Linked DNA regions of Homo sapiens: region 2 is linked to region 1. The links are chromatin loops, found by intact Hi-C in ENCODE. Cell type or tissue: mammary epithelial cell. All regions are shown on one strand. Links, peaks and the distances in the headings refer to the core of each region. The heading gives the core; the rest is flanking DNA.

The links. Hi-C counts contacts between places; a loop is a spot of excess contacts. Peaks named below come from ENCODE experiments on the same cell type or tissue, not always from the same donor. Only the 100,000 strongest peaks of a DNase experiment are listed, where the experiment ranks them.
Region 2: a loop joins it to region 1, with 12 times the contacts of the local background. A loop is called at or near these places in 8 of 110 quality-filtered maps.

Annotation. Positions count from the first base shown.
Region 1 is chr3:47,248,375-47,253,749 of GRCh38, forward strand. All of the region lies in intron 10 of KIF9 (kinesin family member 9), which reads right to left. It overlaps SNORD13J (small nucleolar RNA, C/D box 13J), which reads right to left and starts at 2,235; the gene lies at 2,143-2,235. It also overlaps the pseudogene SNORD13P3. In mammary epithelial cell, for the core only: a CTCF peak has its summit at 2,412 (motif pointing right); no DNase peak of the experiment used is centred there.
Region 2 is chr3:47,368,063-47,373,437 of GRCh38, forward strand. No RefSeq gene overlaps it. Among named protein-coding and RNA genes, the nearest start is that of PTPN23, 10 kb to the right of the region's middle. In mammary epithelial cell, for the core only: a CTCF peak has its summit at 3,251 (motif pointing left); no DNase peak of the experiment used is centred there.

The DNA.
Region 1 (5,375 bases), core at 63-5,062:
AGGGGCCCCAGGCTCCTTCCAGTCTACCAGGATAATGGCCCTTTTGGTGCAGCCTACAGACTCCAGAATGCTTTCTTTTTTTTTTGAGACAGAGTTTTGCTCTTGTCGCCCGGGCTGGAGTGCAATGGCATGGTCTCAGCTCACTGCAACCTCCGCCTCCCGGGTTCAAGTGATTCTCTTGGCTCAGCCTCCTGAGTAGCTGGGATTACAGGTGACCGCCACCACACCTGGCTAATTTTTATAATTTTAGTAGAGACAGGTTTTCACCATGTTGGCCAGGCTGGTCTCGAACTCCGGACCTCAGGTGATGCACCCACCTCAGCCTCTCACAGTGCTAGGATTACAGGCATGAGCCACCATACCCAGCACCAGAATGCTTTCTTTTTAGAGAAAGGCTCTTGCTCTGTCCTCCAGGCTGGAGTGCAGTGTCACCATCATGGCTCACTGAAGCCTCAACCTCCTGGGCTCAAGCAATCCTCTCACCTCAGCCTCCTGAGTAGGTCATGCTACAGGTACACACTGCCATGCCCAGCTAATTTTTGTAGAGACAGGGGTCCTACTATGTTGCCCATGCTGGTATCACACTCCTGGGCTCAGGCAATCCTCTCGCCTCGGCCTCCCAAAGGGCTGGGATTACAGATGTGAGCCACTGTGCCTGGCCTCCAGGATGCTTTCTATGCATGGTTATAACCTCATCCTTTCACCCTCATCCTCACCAACCACTGCATGAACATGTCACCACTCCCCAATAATAATCATGTATGTCACCTCTAATTTTTTTTTTTTTTTGAGATGGGGTCTCGCTCTGTCGCCCAGGCTGGAGTACAGTGGCGCAATCTTGGCTCACCGCAACCTCTGCCTCCCGGGTTCATGTAATTCTCCTGCCTCAGCCTCCTGAGCAGCTGGGATTATAGGCATGTGCCACCACGCCCGGCTAATTTTTGTATTTTTAGTAGAGATGGGGTTTTACCATGTTGGCCAGGCTGGTCTCGAACTCTTGACCTCAGGTGATCTGCCCGCCTCAGCCTCCCAAAGTGCAGGGATTACAAGCGTGAGTCACTGTGCCTGGCCTCACCTCTAATTTTTTGCTGCTTACAAACAATGCTGCAAGAACATTTTTGTACTCATATATTTATGTCCTCATAGATTTCTGTAGAATAACACAGTGATCTATGAGGCTTTTGAGATCTGCCCCCATTACCTCTTTTCTGCTTCTCTTCTCTGGTGCACTCCAAACACTTCCACAAATTGGTATGCTTCTGCCTCTGCATTGCTTGTCCGCTGCCCTGGAATTCTCTTCTCCTAAGTATTTCCAAGACTCATTCACTTACCTCCTGATAATCTTTGTTCAAAAGCTTCTAAATTAGGTGCACCACAATTACTCTTTAAAATTGTAATTCCAGCCAGGTGCGGTGGCTCATCCCTGCAATTCCAGTACTTAGGGAGGCCAAGGCAGGTGGATCATCTGAGGTCAGGAGTTCGAGACCACCCTTGTGAAACCTTGTCTCTACAAAAATTACAAAAATTGGCCAAGCATGGTGGCATGCGCCTGTAATCCCAACTACTAGAGAGGCTAAGGCAGGAGAATTGCTTGAACCCGGGAGACAGAGGTTGCAGTAAGCTGAGACCGCACCATTGCACTCCAGCCTGAGCAATAGAGCGAGTCACTGTCTCAAAAAAAAAAAAAATTGTAATACCTTCTCCACCCCTGCAACATGCTTTAAAAATCTCTAATTTTTTTTCATAGCACATTTTGCCTTTTAACATATTCTAGATTAGTGCTGTCCAATAGCACTTTCTGCAATTATTGAAATGTTCCATATTTGTGCTGCCCGGTATGGTAATGATGAGACAAATACAGCTACTGAACACTTGAAATGTGGCTAGGGTGCCTGAAGAAGTAATTCTAATTTTAATTAAATAGCCACATTTGAGTAGCAGTTACCGTATTAAACAGTGAAACTTTAGAACTTACCTATTTATTGTGATTATTATTATGTATCTCCCCTATTCCCATCAGACTGCAAGCTCAGAGATTTGTGTTTCTGTTCATGCAGTCAGGTATTCCAAGTGCTTTAAAAAGCACTTGGCACATAGTAAGCACTCCATAGATTTTAGGTAAGTAAATAAATGATACTTTTTTTTTCAGATCAGACGGGTAATGTGCCAATGTCGTAACAAGGTTCAAGGGTGGCACATCTCACACAAGCGTATGAACACACAATCATCACACTCATGAACTACAAAAGGATCATAAATGACACATTTTGAGGAGAAGAATCGCTAAGTCATTTTATACTCGATATACCATCTGAGTGTCTTCCCTAAAAGAGGCACAAGGAACTTCAAGCTGAGAACCCTCGCTGTGAACAATAGGACTTCCTTTAGTTGTCATAAAAGGGCCACTGGAGGGAGCCCCTGACACCTGGATCCTGGGACTGGTGACCAAAACTGTGACCAGTCCACTGCCCCACTGGCCCTCTCCCAGACCAAAGGCCTGCTGTATTCTAGCCCTCATCCAACCAGGTCACCTGGGCACTGAGGCCCAACTGCCCTCACATAGCAAGGGTCAACAGAACCCCTGGCATCCTGATGGCTCTGTGGCAATTCAGGCACAAAGCCTGGGACCCAAGGCATGTGACCAGTGTCCAGATCCTGGATCTGCCCCTCTGGAAGCCCCACAAAGGTCCCCTTCAGGTGTGGACTTCCTGTGGGGTCAACAGGAGAGGCTTGCTGGCCAGTCTCACCTGTCCACATGCCATCCTTCTCCCAGCTCTAGAAAATGTATCATGGCCCAGCTACAGAAAGTTCGACTGAGCCATCAGGGTCCTCCAGCTTGATGACTCTGTTCAGTGAGGCACAGCAGAGCCAAACTTACATGTCTGGGCCAATCAGAAGGTGATGTAGGAGGCTGGGTGCAGTGGCACATGCCTGTAATCCCAGCACTTTAGGAGGTCAAGGCGGGCAGATCACTTGAGGTCAGGAGTTCAAGACCAGCCTGGCCAACATGGTGAAACCCCATCTCTACTAAAAATAAAAAATAGCTGGGTGCGGTGGCACATGCTTGTAATCCCAGCTACTCAGCAGGCTGAGGCAGGAGAATGGCTTGAACCCGGGAGGCAGAGGTTACAGTGAGCCAAGATTGCACCACTGCACTCCAGCCTGGGCAACAGAGTGAGACCCTGTCTCAAAAACAACAACAACAAACAGGGACATTTTTTAGATAGGAAAAAAATGCCTTGGAAACAGCACAGACTCATGTAAGTTTCCTAATAGGCATTTTCATTATAAATGTAATGAGGATAATTCAGAGAATTCTGCTTAAGCTGCACATCAGGCTGTGGGGCAGCTCTTGGGGCAGGCAGTTTTCCGATTTTCATCCCACTGCAGCTTGCCAGTGTATCTTCTCTTGGCAGAGTGGAGTATACTAAGTCTCTCCCTGCTGTCTGTTTATGCCTGAGGCTCACAGCCCTTTACACCACTTCACAGAATCACCGACTGGCAGAGTGGGAGGGTCACTGCAGGTTATCAGGCCAACTTCCTTGTTCACAGAGGACGACCCTGAGGTTGAGAGGGTCTGAGCAACTCGCCACAGAGAGCTTGTGGAAGAGGTGGATTAGGAACCCAGTCTTCTGCCTTATAGCCAGCCCCATCAGCCAAAGAAATTCTGAAGAAGCAATTCTACCCTCTTGAAAACAGGCATCAATACCGAAGACAGTGCTGAAAATGACCTGAGAATACTGGCTACAGTCTAGGAAAGGCAGCAACCAAAATAATTTTTCCACATCTCTCTCAAGAACTCATGTTTGTAAAGAAAAATGCTTATCAGAAAGATTATAAACACATTCACACTGGATGGCACAGAGACTCACTCAGTTGGCCAAGGCCAACAATGCAGATCTTAGAACACAAATTACATGAAAAAGCATGATTGTCCAACTTCACCAGGCGTGGTGGCTCACACCTGTAATCCCAGCACTTTGGAAGGCTAAGAGGACCCCCTGAGCCCAGGAGCTCAAGACCACCCTGGGCAACATAGGGAGACCCCATCACTAGAGGAAAAAAAAAAAAATTAAGTCAGGCGTGGTGGCGCAGGCCTGTGGTCCCAGCTACTTGGGAGGCTGAGGTGGGAGAATTGCTTGAGCCCAGGCAGTTGAGGCTGCAGTGAGCCATGACAGCACCACTGCACTCCAGCTTGGGTGACAAAGCAAGACCCTGTCTAAAAAACAATAATAAAAAATAAAAAATAGGGGCATGAAAAACCTTCAAGACAGGTACAACGTCCACCCAGCCAGGTTCACGGGTAGCAATGTTGATAATCCTAAGCTAAGGGAACACCAAATAAGAAAAGATAAGAAGGCCAAGCATGTTGGCTCATGCTTGCAATCCCAGCCCTTTGGGAGGCTGAGGCTGGAGGCTCACGAGGTCAGGAGTTTGAGACCAGCCTGGCCAACACAATGAAACCCCGTCTCTACTAAAAATACATAAATTAGCTGGGGGTGGTGGCAGGTGCCTGTAATCCCAGCTACTTAGGAGGCTGAGGCAGGAGAATCGCTTGAACCTGGGAGGTGGAGGTTGCAGTGAGCCGACATTGTGCCACTGCACTCCAGCACTCCAGCCTGGGCGACAGAGCTAGACTCCATCTAAAAAAAAAAAGATAAGAAAATCTTCAAGAATACAGAAAAGCAGAAAACCATACAAAATAATGCCATAAAACCTGGGCAAACCGCCCCAAAATGTGACTTTAATAGCCTGCTGTCACATTGGCTTCAGGGGTGGTTTTTTTGTTGTTGTTTGTTTAGACAGATTCTCCCTCTATTGCCCAGGCTGGAGTGCAATGGCATGATCTCCACTCATTGCAACCACTGCCCCTCAGGCACAAGCGATTCTTGTGCCTCAGCCTCCCGAGTAGCTAGGATTACAGGCATGCACCACTACACTGAGCTAATTTTTACATTTTTTAGTAGAGATGGGGTTCTCCATGTTGTCCAGGCTGGTCTCGCACTCCTGGCCTCAAGTGACCCGCCTGCCTCAGCCTCCCAAAGTGCTGGGATTACAGGCATGAGCCACGCACCCGGCCCAGTGATTTTTTTTTTTTTAAGAAGTAAAACATTTCAGATAAATGTGAAGCTTCTGCATACCATGCTACAAATCCACTCCCCTCCCATCCCAAAAGGAAACCTCTGGCCTCAGTCTGGTTTTTTCACTCCCATGCATTTTTTCTTTTACTGCACACACATATATCCATCAATGATATCAGCATCTCTCTGCATGTTTTTATATGTGGTGTAAATAATAGAGACTGTCGTTTGGGCCACTTCAGGCATCTAGTCTTTTTCTCACTTGAGATTTATCCATGCAGGTAGCTCTAGCTC
Region 2 (5,375 bases), core at 223-5,222, 120 kb after region 1:
ATGTGATTAGCTGGTCCAATTAGAATACATCTCAAAACTTTTGGTGGGAACACAGAACACTTTCTCTTTCTTTCTTCCTTCCCTCCCCTCCCTCTCTTCTTCTTCTTCTTTTTTTTTTTTTTTTTTTTTTTTTGTTTTTGAGACGGAGTTTTGCTCTGGTTGTCCAGGCTGGAGTGCAGTGGTGCGATCTCGGCTCACTGCAACCTCCACCTCCTGGGTTCAAGCGATTCTCCTGCCTCAGCCTCCCGAGTAGCTGGGATTACAGGTGCCTGCCACAACACCTGGCTAGTTTTTTTGTATTTTTAGTAGAGACAGGGTTTCGCCATGTTGGGCAGCCTGGTCTTGAATTCCTGACCTTGGGTGATCCGCCCACCTCGGCCTCCCAAAGTGCTGGGATTATAGGCATGAGCCACCATGCCTGGCCTGCCTGCCTGCCTTCCTGCCTGCCTGCCTGCCTTCCTTCCTTTTTTCTTTCTCTTTCTTTCCTCCTCCTCCTTCTTCTTTTTCCTCTTCTTCTCTGTCTTTGTTTCCTTTCTTCTCTCTCTCTCTCTCTCTCTCTCTTTCTTTTGAGACAGACACTCTGTTACCAAGGCTGGAGTACAGTGGCAAAATCCTAGCTCATTGTAGCCTCAACCTCCCAGGCTCAAGCAATCCTTCTGCTCAGCTTCCTGAGTAGCTGGGACTACAGGCATACACCACCACACCCAGCTAATCTTTTTAATTTTTTGGTAGAAACAGGGTATCACTATGTTGCTCAGGCTGATCTCAAACTCCTAGGCTCCAGCAGTCCTCCCACCTTGGCCTCATAAACTGCTGGAGTTACCAGTGTGTGCCACTGCACCAGACCAAGGTATTTCCTGCTCCTTGGAAATAATAAGGGAGCCTGACTAGATGTGACAAAGACGACATCTTGGATATGAGGTGGGCTGCCCTTAAAATGAGATCAGCAGCACAGAAGGCACAGAGGAGAGAGAGAAACAAATCCTTACTGATATCGCTGAGCTGCTGGGTCACACTTTGCCTGAAGGTGGAGGGGGCCTCTGGAGTTTACTGTTTAAACTAGTTTGAGTGGGCTTTTCTGTTACTGGCAACATGAATGCAATAAATATAGGGCTCAGGCATCCAATGGAGAGGGGTGGGGACAAAACCTTGTAGCCTTTATGATCCTGTCAATCCCTAAGCCTCTATAACATGTCCAAAGACTTGAGGTTGGAAGGCAGTAGTCAGTCTTGGGAACTCAGGTGGGAGGCTCTCAAGTAGAAGAAAGGTGTTTTTGATAGGTAGACTTTACAGGGTATAAGTTCAAATGATCAAACTCCGTTATAGCTACATGAAAACCCTTCAATAACCTATGCTTGATAATCAACCCAGAGCAGCTTCAGGGTACAGCTGTATAAGCCCCTCCTCTGCTCCAGGGTCCCATAGATCTGGGTTCAAATCCCACCTCTGCCGCTTCCCCACTGCTTCTTAGTCAATCTCTCTGGGATTCAGTTTCTTCATCTATAAAGCAGACAGAAAGCTAATATGGGCAACCTGGGCCAGTGTGGGAGGTAGGGGAAGCTTCAGGTATGGTGGCTTTTGCTGCAGTCATGGCGCAGAGATGCACTGGAGACCCTTATCAAACACAGAGCTCTTACCCCTGCCAAGCATAGACAAGGGGACTACCATTAACTCGATTTTGCAGATGAGGAAACAAAGGCACTGGGAGGTTAAGAACGGGACGCAGGCCGGGCGCGGGGGCTCACGCCTGTAATCTCAGCACTTGGGGAGCCAAAGCAGGTGGATCACTTGAGGTCAGGAGTTCGAGACCAGCCTGGCCAACATGGTGAAACCCCGTCTCTACTAAAAATACAAAAAAAAAAAAAAAATTAGCCGGGCGTGGTGGCGAGCACCTGTAATCCCAGCTACTCAGGAGGCTGAGGCAGGAGAATCACTTGAACCCAGGAGATGGAGGTTGTGGTGATCTGAGATCACACCACTGCACTCCAGCCTGGGCAACAAGAGTGAAACTCCATCTCAAAAACAACAACAACAACAACAACAAAAACAGGACCCAGGCACAGAGCTGGTAAGTGGAGGTGCTGGGGATCCACCCCAGGGTAGTGTCACACACCCAGGCTGCTCTGCTCGCAGTCAGAGGAGGAGCGGCAGTCAGAGGAGGAGCGGCAGTCAGAGGAGGAGCGGCAGTCAGAGGAGGAGCGGCAGTCTGATGTTGGTTTGGCTGCTGGGGCCTGAGCTGCAGAAGGCGAGGGCAGGATTCCAGGCACCCAGGAAGAGCTTTCTCCGAGACCCACCCACATGGGACTTGACCCTGGGGCCTGAGGTTGGGTGACAGCTGGAAGGTGCAGAGAGCCGGAAGTGGATTCCCCTACCTCACCCTGGGAAAAGTCTTCACCTGCAGGAGATGAAAGATCCCTTTCAGGTGAGTGGTTCCGCTCCACAGTTATTACTTCCATCTTCTCCGCACAGAGCCAGCACTACAGGCAGCTGAGACCTGTGACTCCTTTTGGATGTCCCCAAAGCCTCTACACCTCCCTTGAGAAGATGGCTGAAGCAAAAAGCTTTCACAAGGGCTGAAGAACTGTGATGAAAGAACCCTGGTGGGCCTGTGTAAGCCCCGGACCTCAGTGGCAGCTTCTCTTTGCTATAATGAAGTAGCCAGGAGGCGGGCACAGATTCTAGGAACCCTTGCCTAAGCGGCCTGCACAAGTCGAATGGGGTGAAGAAAGCGGCTGTGGCCACAGTGGGGCCACATGGGGCACCACCTGATGTTCCAAAACCCAAATGGTGGATACAAGTCACTCTATTACCCATGGAGACAGAGACCTTGACTAGGAAGGCTTTGCATCTGAGAGTCCCACAGGTGATCCCAGTCCTGACCCAGTGGCTTTGGCACCCTCAAGAGGGTGCTGCCCAGCCAGCCTGCAGGGTCTCACTGCAAAGGCGAGGATGTCTCAAAGTTCCACCATGTTCTGCTGTGCTGTAGCTCACTGCCTGGCACCAGACAACCTCGGAGGGTGTACCTGGGCAATCCCGAAGGCCCCATCCGCCCCGGAGGCCCTTCCTTCCTTTCAGTGGCCTGAACTTGGGAGTTTGTACCAGCCAGGAGAGGAATAAATTCTCCATTGCTACCTTTCCTTTCACAGACACTGGTACCAAAGGGCCACTTGCATAAGAATTAAATCTGGTCCTGAGCAACAAAAAGCCCTGATTTTAAATATGTGGGTGTGTTTTTGTGCAGCCAAAGGCACCCCAGGATTGTGGCTGTGTTGTGGCAACACTGTGGCCTTGGCGCCATCTGCTGGCCAAGTGACCCCCTCCCCCCCACCCCCACCCCGCCGCCGGCCCCCCAACCCCTAGGCTGGGAGCTGGGGAAGGGTTGTGATTTTGTGGATGGATTCAGAGGCTTCCAACCTTCCTGAATATTTGCAAACCCGGGATGTTGGATCCTTTCCTAGGGAGAATGTGCCCAGCGCTCCTAGAGTTCCTGGAGGGTCTGGGACCCTCTGGAGGGAAGAGGAGTGCTGCACCACTGAGCAGCCTTTTTTCTGCTCTGACGGGGAAGGTCCCCACTGCTTTCTAGGCCAGTGGAAGAGGGCTGCCTCAGAGGCCCCTCCCCGACCTCTAGGATCCTGGCTGGTGGCTGGGAGGGAAGGAATAAGATGGGGATGCTTCCTGCTCTGGCCTCCACTCTGCCAAGTGTGAGACCAAGAGAGCTCCCCTTCCCCCTTTTGCCTTCTCTTATCCTCCTCCCCACTTCTCCTGCCACAGCTAACCTCTCTTCTGGCCCTCCCTCAGAGCCCACGTGGTGTTTTGGACAGCCCCTTTCCCATCGCACACCTCAGTTTCCCCACCTGTAATGCAGTGGTTCTGGATTCTCATACATGGGAGATGGCAGCAGGGGAGGACTCCATGTTTCCTGTTTGGGTGGCTATGACTATTCCTTTCTGACACAGCTCCTGGTGCTGTACACAGGAGTCTTTCAACGGTATACAGGCACCCAGCAGGTCACAGGGGCTGATAGTGTCAACTTGGCTAAATAAGGCCAGTTTTCCAAAATGGTGGCACCAATTCACAGCCCTATCTACAGCCCCATCTCACCAACACTTATTATTGACAGATGTATACTCATCATTCTGATGACTATCAAGTGGCATTTCAGTGTAGTTGGGGTTTGCATTTTCCTGGTTACTGATGAGGTTGGACATCTTTCCATGTGGTTTTGGCTGTTCCTGTAAGTTCCCATCCAAGTTGTGTGCCCATTTGTCCATTGGATTGTTTGTCTCTCTTGAGAACTCATCAGACTTTTTTACATATCCTTAATGGTAATCCTTTTTTGATTATGTCTCACAAATATCTTCTCCCAATTTGGTCTTGTCTGTTCATTTTCTTTATGATGTCCTGTTTTTCTTTTTAACTTTTTATTTTGACATAATCTCAGACTTACATCGAAAAGTTGCATGAATAGTGCAAAGAATTTCTTCATACCCTTTACCCCAGTTCCCCAAATGTTAACATTTGACATTTGTGTCCCTCTCTCTTTCTTTCAGTGCCCCCATATATACACACATATCTCCCCTCCCCTTCCCTGAGCCCCAAGTCACTTGGGAGTAAGGGGCAGAATACTGCCTTTTTACTCCTAAATACTTCAGTGTATATTTCATTTTTGTTTTTAGATGGAGTTTCACTCTTGTTGCCCAAGAATGCAGTGGTGCAATGTCTACTCACTGCAATCTCCTGGGTTCAAGTGATTATCCTGCCTCAGCCTCCTGAGTAGCCGGGATTACAGGCACACACCACCACACCTGACTAATTTTTGTATTTTTAGAAGAGATGGGGTTTCACCATGTTGGCCAGGCTGGTCTCGAACTCCTGACCTCAAGTGATCTGCCTGCCTTGGCCTCCCAAAGTGCTGGGATTACAGATGTGAGCCACTGCACCTGGCCTGGTGTATATTTCTTAAAAACAAGAACATTATCCTATATGTAAACATTACCACAGAACAACTGTCAAATTCAGGAAATTAACACTGAAACACTACCATTATCTAATCTACAGACTTTATTCAGATTTCATCACTCATACTAGTAATGTCCCTTGGAGCCGAGGTGAGTGGTGGGTGGCAAGCATTACCACCTGAGCTCCACCTCCTGTCAGATCAGCTGCATTAGATTCTCATAGGAGTGCAAATCCTGCTGTGAACTGCACAGGTGAGGGATCTAGGTTGTGTGCTCCTTATGAGAGATGATCTGAGGTGGAACAGCTTCATCCTGAAACCATCCCCTGCCCCTCATCCACGGAAAAATCGTCTTCCATGAAAGCGGTCCCTGGTCCCAAAAAGTTTGGGGACCGCTTCCTCAGAACAAAAAGAACAT